2 separate regions of the Homo sapiens genome follow, and region 1 is linked to region 2. The links are chromatin contacts, found by Hi-C or POLR2A ChIA-PET in ENCODE. All regions are on one chromosome and are shown on one strand. The core of a region is the stretch at or near the end of the contact, and the rest is flanking DNA. Distances in the headings are between cores, read along the strand shown.

Region 1 (3,655 bases), core at 16-2,515, 3.2 Mb before region 2:
TGGAGTGCAGTGGTGCGATCTCAGCTCACTGCAACCTCCACCTCCCGGATTCAAGCAATTCTCCTGCCTCAGCCTCCCGAGTAGCTGGGATTACAGGCGCGTGCCACCACGCCCAGCTAATTTTTGTATTTTTAGTAGAGACGGGGTTTCGCCATGTTGGCCAGGCTGGTCTCGAACTCCTGACCTCGTGATCCGCCTGCCTCGGCCTCCCAAAGTGCTGGGATTACAGGCGTGAGCCACCGCGCCCGGCCAAAAGACGTGCTTACCTTTCTTGACGAACTTGAGCGTCACCACCCTCTCAGGTCCCCGCTGTGATGCTTTTACCATGGCCCTCCCTGTGTTTTGCATGGATTGGGCTTGCACGTGTCTCTCTCCCCACTTAGCATCTACTGAGTACCCCAGGGCAGAGGCACAGCTGGTGGAGATTCCTGGGGTGGAGTAGTGCCACTGCTGAGGGAAGGGCCTCACCTTCATCAGGATCTTACAGCGCAGCAGGTCCTGACCAGGGGTGGCTGCCTGGTATTGCTGGAAGAAGAGCGGGGCAAAGAGAAAGCAGGCATAGGCAGAGCGGGAGGAGTTCACCGTCCGGAGGGAGAGCTGGGCCACGAAGAGCAGGGAGAGGGACGTGGTCAGGGGGCAGCCACAGACCCAGCCCTCTGGCTGCTTCTGCTCACACACTTGCCCTATCGTCCTCCCGCTCCGCCACCACCTGCTGAAAAACCCTCCTTTCCCCATGGAAGCCTTCAGAGTCGGCCCCGGCGCTGCTGCCGCAGAGGAGGGGTCGCACACCCAGGCCTTCCCCGAGTTTCTCTAAGTGCACGTCACCCCCTGGGAGCTCGCAGGACAGCTTTCCTCAATTCACACACCGGCCTGGGAAGATGACAGCCGCCAGACTAAGAAACTGAAACTTTGCCGACAAATCTGCCAGCGGTCATCCCGCCTAGTGGGGGCGAGACTCTAGTCCGGGTTACCCGCTCCCGGCTGGAGTCCCACCCGCCCCCCACACCCTAGCCCCTCACCCCGTCCTCCAAGGGTTCCAGGTAGAGCTCGTCCCCGATGCGGGACAGGGAGTGGACGGCCTTGCCGAGCACTGCGGGGAGAAGAGCGGAAGGGGGTTAGGCTGGCGGCTCCGCGGCTGCTGCACCGCCGCTGCCAGGCCGACCTGCACTCACCCTTCACGTTGCCGCCCGTGACCAGGCACTTCATGCTGCCCCAGCGCTCCGCCAGCGGCCAACACTGCCCAGCTCTCCGCGACCTCCGGGTCCGGGGTCCCTTCCCGCGCACCGCCCCTGCCGGCCCCGCCCCCGCCTCCCCATTGGTCCACGTGCAGGCGCCTCCGTCACGTGAGAAAAACGCTCACAGGCTCTGCCGTCACGTGACGGCGCACGTTGTCCGGGGTGTCACGTGACCGGGGAGGCCCGCGGCGCCCGCCAGCCAGCTGCTCCTGGCTCCCCCGGCACGCCTCGGCCTTCCGTGCCCCTGGAGATCGGGGCGTTCCGCGGGCCGCGCACCGGATTGCGAAGGTCAGAGAGGACGCAGCTGTGGGGCGCGAGGTCCCTGTGCAGTGGACCGAGTGCTGGACTCGGAGTCGGAGTGTGGGGGCGAGCTCTCTGGGGTCACCCACTTAGTAGAGTTCCCGGGCGTCTGCCGGGGGATACAGGGTGCAAGCAAGACCATCGCACCCACTCTGGGCCTGAGACTCGGACTCCAGCAGCAATCCCCAACTCTAGAAAGAAGTCAAAGCAGCTTGCTTGCAGCAGCCGGGAGTGGGAGGTGGCTGCTCCTTCCGGCTTCGAGGATCCTTTAAGGAAAAACGGCAGTTTCTCCAGGCAGAAAGGGGTAGAACGGTGCCCCTGGCAGAGGGAAGAACAAGAGTAAATGCTCAGCGGTGTGGGCTCCGCCCCCTGGAGAGGGGAGTAGGTCTGTGAGTCTCAGAGAGGCGTAGGGGCCGCCAGATGATGAGGGGCACCGCTGGGACGCTCTGGAAACGTTTTACGAGGGTAGATCGTGGTTATGTGCCTTTTTTTGTTTGTTTGTTTTTTGAGACATATTCTTGCTCTGTCACCCAGGCTGGAGTGCAGTGGCGCGAACACGGCTCACTGCCGCCTGGAACTCCTGGGCTCAAGGGATCCTCCCATCTCAGTCTCCTGAGTATCTGGGACCACAGGCACACCCACCACGCCCGGCCCTTTTTTTTTTTTTTTTTTTTTGGGTAGAGACGGAGTCTTGCCATGTTGCCCAGGCCGGTCTCAACTGTGGGGTTCAAGCTGTCTTTCCGCCTTGGCCTCTCAAAGTGGAGTGAGCTACTGCACCGGCCTGTTTTTTGTTTTTTGTGTGTGTGTGTGGGGTTTTTTTGTTTGTTTGTTTTGAGATAGAGCCTCGCTCTGTCGCCCAGGCTGGAGTACAGTGGCACGATCACGCCTCCCAGGTTCAAGCGATTCTCCTGCTTCAGCCTCCCAAGTAGCTGGGATTACAGGCGCCTGCCACAACGCCTGGCTAATTTTTGTACTTTTAGTAGAGACGGGTTTCACCATGTTGGCCAGGCTGGTCTCGAACTCCTGACCTCAAGTGATCCGCCCGCCTCGGTCTCCCAAAGTGCTGGGATTACAGGCATGGGCCACCGCGCCCAGCCCCGGGTCTGTATTTTTAAAAGACCCCAGACTGGCCGGGTACGGTGGCTTACGCCTGTAATCCTACCACTTTGGGAGGCCGAGGCGGGCGGATCACGAGGTCAAGAGATCCAGACCATTCTGGCCAACATGGTGAAACCCCGTCTCTACTAAAAGTACAAAAAGTAGCCGGGCATGTTGTCACGCGCCTGTAGTCCCAGCTACTCTGGAGGCTGAGGCAGGAGAATTGCTTGAACCCGGAGGCGGAGGTTGCAGTGAGCCGAGATCGCGCCACTGCACTCTAGCCTGGCAACAGAGTGAGACTCCATCTCAAAAAAAAAAACCAGACTGTGTGCCAGGTGGGGATGCATCAGCTGGAAGGTATTCCCCTTCCCCTGGGCTTCCGGGTCCACGTGTGTAAAATGTAAGGGAGTCCTGGAGAAACTCACTGACCCCTACTCTCCCCACAGTACCAAGGCTCTGGTAGTTCTTGGAAGGGCCCAGGGCATCCCTGTATTCCTGCAGGGCCTGCCCGTGCCTTGCCCCTCAGGTCCTGTGGTAGTGCAGAAGATATATTTATCTCTGCCACCCTTGCTCTCCAGACCCACTTTCAAATGAGTTGAATTGATACATAATAATTGTACACATTTGGATACATGCATACACTTTGTTTCTCCCTCTCCTTCCCTTCTGCTCCCCTCGTCACCAGCCCTTGCCCCTTCCGTGGAGCCTTGGGGGAGGAGGTTACTCTTCCCTTCCCCTTCCCGGGGGATCCATGGAAATAGTGCCCCTGTCCCTGGGCATCCGGCTCAGTATGCTGGAGTCATCCTTGACCTCATGCTCGCCCTCACCCCTACACAGTCTTTCAGTTAAGTCCTGACCACTCTGCTTCCCAAACAGGTGGCAACTTAACAGGTGGCAACTTTGCCCTCCTCTTCCATCTCCAAGGCCTAGGCCACCATCCTCTCACCTGGATGACTGTAACAGCTCTCAGTGGTCTCCTGCCTCCACCCTGCCCCCTCCAGGCCACTCTCCATACAGCAGCA
Region 2 (3,749 bases), core at 782-3,281:
ATCAAGCTGCCCCCCCACGCCCACCCACAGCCCTGGTGGTCAGTCCTTTTTGTTTTTTGAGATGGAGTCTCTGTTGCCATGGCTGGAGTGCAGCGGCGTGATCTCGCCTCCCTGCAGCCTCTGCCTCCCGGGTTCAAGCAATTCTTCCACCTCAGCCTCCCAAGTAGCTGGGATTATAGGCGCCCGCCACCACGCCTGGCTAATTTTGTATTTTTAGCAGAGAAAGTTTCATCATGAGGCCAAACTGGTCTCAAATTCCTGACCTCAGGTGATCCACCCGCCTCGGCCTCCCAAAGTGCTGGGATTACAGGGGTGAGCCACTGCGCCCAGCTGGTCATAGTTCTTTAAGAGGACAGAGCCTTGGGCAGCTCACAGTACACTGTCACTGCCTGCTGGTGCCCACCTGGGCAGTAGGCAAGGGCAAGGCAGAACCATGGAAACTGGCTTAGAGGCGAGAGGGGACTTGCCCAAGGTCACCTACCTGGCTTATGGAGAACCAGACTCCCAAGCACTCTCTGGTCCTCGGAAGCCCCACCCACTCCCAAAAGGCCCGCCCAACCCACTCACCGTGTAGTGCATGTGCAGGACATCCCCTTTGCGCGATTTGATGGGACAGTGGTCCACCCGCTTCTTGACCCCGATCTGCAGCTTCCTTTTGCCCTCGGCCCCCGTGGCCGTGGCCACGGCGCTCAGGCAGATGGACAGTACTGTCAGGACCCGGAACCAGCTCAGCCTCATGTCTCTGTGGGCACAGACCCCGACCGACCGACTGAACGTGGGGGAGGGCAGGGAGAGTATGGAACACGGGTAGGTAACAGGAGGGTTCCACCGCCACTGTATCTTCCTTGCCCCGGGGGATCCCCTTTGTCCCGGGTCACCGCCCTCTCCCCCGGGCTCCGGGGCCACACTTACCAGTCCAGTGAGAAGGGGGCTTGGCCGAGGACCCCAGCAGCGGGGGGAGGGGGTCAGGGGAGGCCACAGCAGCCAGGGACCCGCCCCTTTGCTCACCCCCATACCTTCCCTCCCTCCCAGTCCCCACCTCCGCTCTTCAGTTCCCGCCTGTCCCTTTACGCAAAGTCCAGACCCTATCTGGCTGCACTGCAGTTGCCCCGACTGGGCGGCCCCACTCACGCCACACCCAGCTGCCCCCGGTCCAGCACACCAACACCTCTGCGGCCGCTGCAGGGGGCCGGCCCCGAGGCACCCACACATCCCCACTGGGTGGCTCCGAGGAGCCCGGGTCCTCGGGAGATACCCCCCAGCCTGGCCCTGTGCTTCCGCCCGGGGCGCCGCCCCAACTCTGAGCCCTTGGGGGTCTCCGGGGCACCCAGACTGGCCCTGTGTCTGCTGGCCGCCGAGCCCGCTCCACCCACACCACCTCTCCCGGTGGAGTTCTCGGCCTACGGCGTCCCCAAGCCCGGCCACCACGGAGACCACCCCCGCGAGGACGCCCGGGGCCATTACTCGGGCCAGGCTCCTCACTTGGCTCCTTGGCACCGCCCTTCGGAGGACGCGGTACCGCCCCCGGGCCTGCAGCCCCGCCTTCGACAGAACTAGACCCCTTTTCCGGAGCCGTAGCCACGCCACTCACCGGCTGAAGCCCCGCCCCCAGCGCCTCCGCTCCGTCCCCCTCTGCTTCCGACCCCGAGGCTCCGCCTTTCACCTCCTCCAGCTCCTCCTTCAAGAGCCAGGCTCCGTCCCCCGACCCTCCTAGCTCCGCCCCCCGCCGCCGGGCTCCGCCTTCCACTGGCACCAGCTCGGAGGTCCCACCCGTCCCGGTTCCACGTCCCGCCCCGAGTCCCAGGACTCCGCCCCGTGCGGCGTGAGAACCCTCCCCCTGCGGCATCTCCGGACAGCTCCGGCCCCCACCCCCAATTTCCTCGTCACCTAGCTCTCGTTGACACTCGGAGCCCGGTCCGCTTCTGCCCGGCCTGATCCAGCCTGCCCTCTTGCACCCCGGCTCCCCCCAGCCCGGGCTGTGGCCCCCGCTCACCTCCTCGCCGCGCCCCCGGAGTCAACCCCGGTGGTGCTGCCGCCTCTGCGCAGGCGCGTCCTCGTCGCTACCAGGCCGGGCCACGCCGCCCTCCCTTATTGGACCGTGCGAAACCCGCGGCCACACGCCCGCTGGCACGGGTCTTTCCCGAGCCCCGCCCCCGCGACGCCGCTGCCCTGCGTCACTTCCGGCGGAGCGGTAGTCTGTAAGGTTAGGTGAAAGTGACTTCCGAAAAGGCCGGAGACACTTCCGGCCGAGGTGATAGTAAGGTCAGGCGGGCGTGGGTTCCCGGAGGGGGTCTTGAGGCGCCATTTCAAGTCGCCCCCAGCCTCTCCCACAGCACTCCTGTTTTCCCGGGCCTCATCATGGCCCACGGCCCTCAGTCGCTGTGGAGCCTGGGCTTCACAGTGACACTCACGTTTGAACTCCCGGTCGGCTGTGTGCTTGGTAGAATTTGTCATCCAATACAGGCGTGTAACACGGGCTTGATGACACCCACCCCACAGGGCCCCTGCAGGACCGAGATGATGTCCAATGACAAGCCCTGGCTTCCAGCCAATGCTCCTGCCCACATCTCTCTCCCAGGAGCCAGGCTTACCTCTACCTGTGCACCTGGGCTGTGACTCATGACTGGAATGATCTGGCTGGGCCTGTTCCCCCACCAGACTTATTTTCAGGCGCCCCAGCAGCCACCAAACATCTGTCAACTGAAGTAATGAACCTGCAGTTGAGAGGCAGCTAAACCTAGGTTGAAGGTTAGGGAGACAGCTGAGTTGAGGTCAAATCCCCCCGGCCAGTTAGCCTTTCTGAGCCTATTTCCTCAATTGTAAAAGGAAGACAATCATGATGCTGACCTCAGAATCGAGCGAGGAGAAAGTGAGGAGGTGCATGTGAAGCATTGTGCGTGACTGGTGGGGCTAACTGGGCTCTGGAGGCGGTAGCTCTGGGGCCCTAACCCCTTTCTGCCTCATGCTAATTGACCTATGGCATGTCCAGTGACATCATGACTGAGAAAATGATTTGAAAGTAGTAATCGCTGTCAGGAATTGTCTCCTGGTTCAACCCACTCCTGCCTTAGGCCCACTAAGATCATACCCACATGCTCTGACCCAACACCTCAGAGAAAGCCTCCATTAGGGTGGCTGCCCCTCCCAGTGGCTGCCCAATTGAGTTAACTCTGCCCCTGAATGTCCTGCTTCAGCAGGCAAAGCAGTGGTGCCCAAGGTTGGCCTTTCATCCACCCCAAACCACTCAGCCCTGGGCACTGGAGGCTGCAGGGAGAAGGGTAGGGGCTGGGCTTGGGCTAGGATAGACAAGTCAGGAGAATCTCAGGCAGCAACTGATGATGAAGGAAGCTGCAGGATGCAAGGGAGGCGAGGGTGGAGAAAACTGTGTGGGTTGGGCGGGCGCGGTGGCTCACGCCTCTAATCTCAGCACTTTGGGAGGCTGAGGCAGGTGGTTCACCCAAGGTCAGGAGTTCGAGACCAGCCTGGCCAACATGGTGAAACCCGTCTCTACTAAAAATGCAAAAATTAGCTGGGCATGGTGGTGGGCACCTGTAATCCTAGCTACTTGGGAGACTGAGGCAGGAGAATCGCTTGAACCCAGGAGATGGAGGTTGCAGTGAGTGGAGATTGTGCCATTGCACTCCAGCCTGGGTGACAGAGTGAGACTCTGTCCAAAAACAAAAAAAAAAACAAAAAACTGTGGGTTGGGTTGAGGGGAGCCTGCCGCCCAAACCAGGCCCACCAGCCCC

The links. Hi-C counts contacts between places; a loop is a spot of excess contacts on that map. ChIA-PET counts read pairs that join two places held with the same protein, here RNA polymerase II (POLR2A). Pooled maps may share reads with other maps.
Region 1: a loop to region 2 is called in a map with no recorded cell type, with 18 times the contacts of the local background. The contact joins the promoter of RAD9A here to the promoter of FKBP2 in region 2. A Hi-C loop is called at or near these places in 1 of 37 single-sample maps with no recorded cell type and 7 of 50 pooled maps. POLR2A ChIA-PET finds 5 or more read pairs at or near these places in 1 of 52 experiments (MCF 10A).

What each region holds. Positions count from the first base shown.
Region 1 is chr11:67,389,596-67,393,250 of GRCh38, reverse strand. It overlaps RAD9A (RAD9 checkpoint clamp component A), which reads right to left and starts at 1,265. Exons shown (of 11, transcript NM_004584.3): 1 at 1,173-1,265; 2 at 1,020-1,090; 3 at 469-597. The coding sequence starts at 1,206. It overlaps LOC100130987 (a long non-coding RNA gene), which reads right to left. Exons shown (of 4, transcript NR_024469.1): 4 at 1,564-1,853. RefSeq lists enhancers at 644-1,148, 1,183-2,098 and a silencer at 1,049-1,418.
Region 2 is chr11:64,239,377-64,243,125 of GRCh38, reverse strand. FKBP2 (FKBP prolyl isomerase 2) reads right to left here and starts at 2,031. Exons shown (of 6, transcript NM_004470.4): 1 at 1,994-2,031; 2 at 568-742. The coding sequence starts at 738. LOC114841035 reads right to left here and starts at 2,031. Exons shown (of 6, transcript NM_001370414.1): 1 at 913-2,031; 2 at 568-742. The coding sequence starts at 1,846. The coding sequence ends at 1,049. RefSeq lists enhancers at 1-318, 1,221-2,121, 2,403-2,522, 2,563-2,622, 2,122-3,024 and silencers at 833-1,072, 1,103-2,122.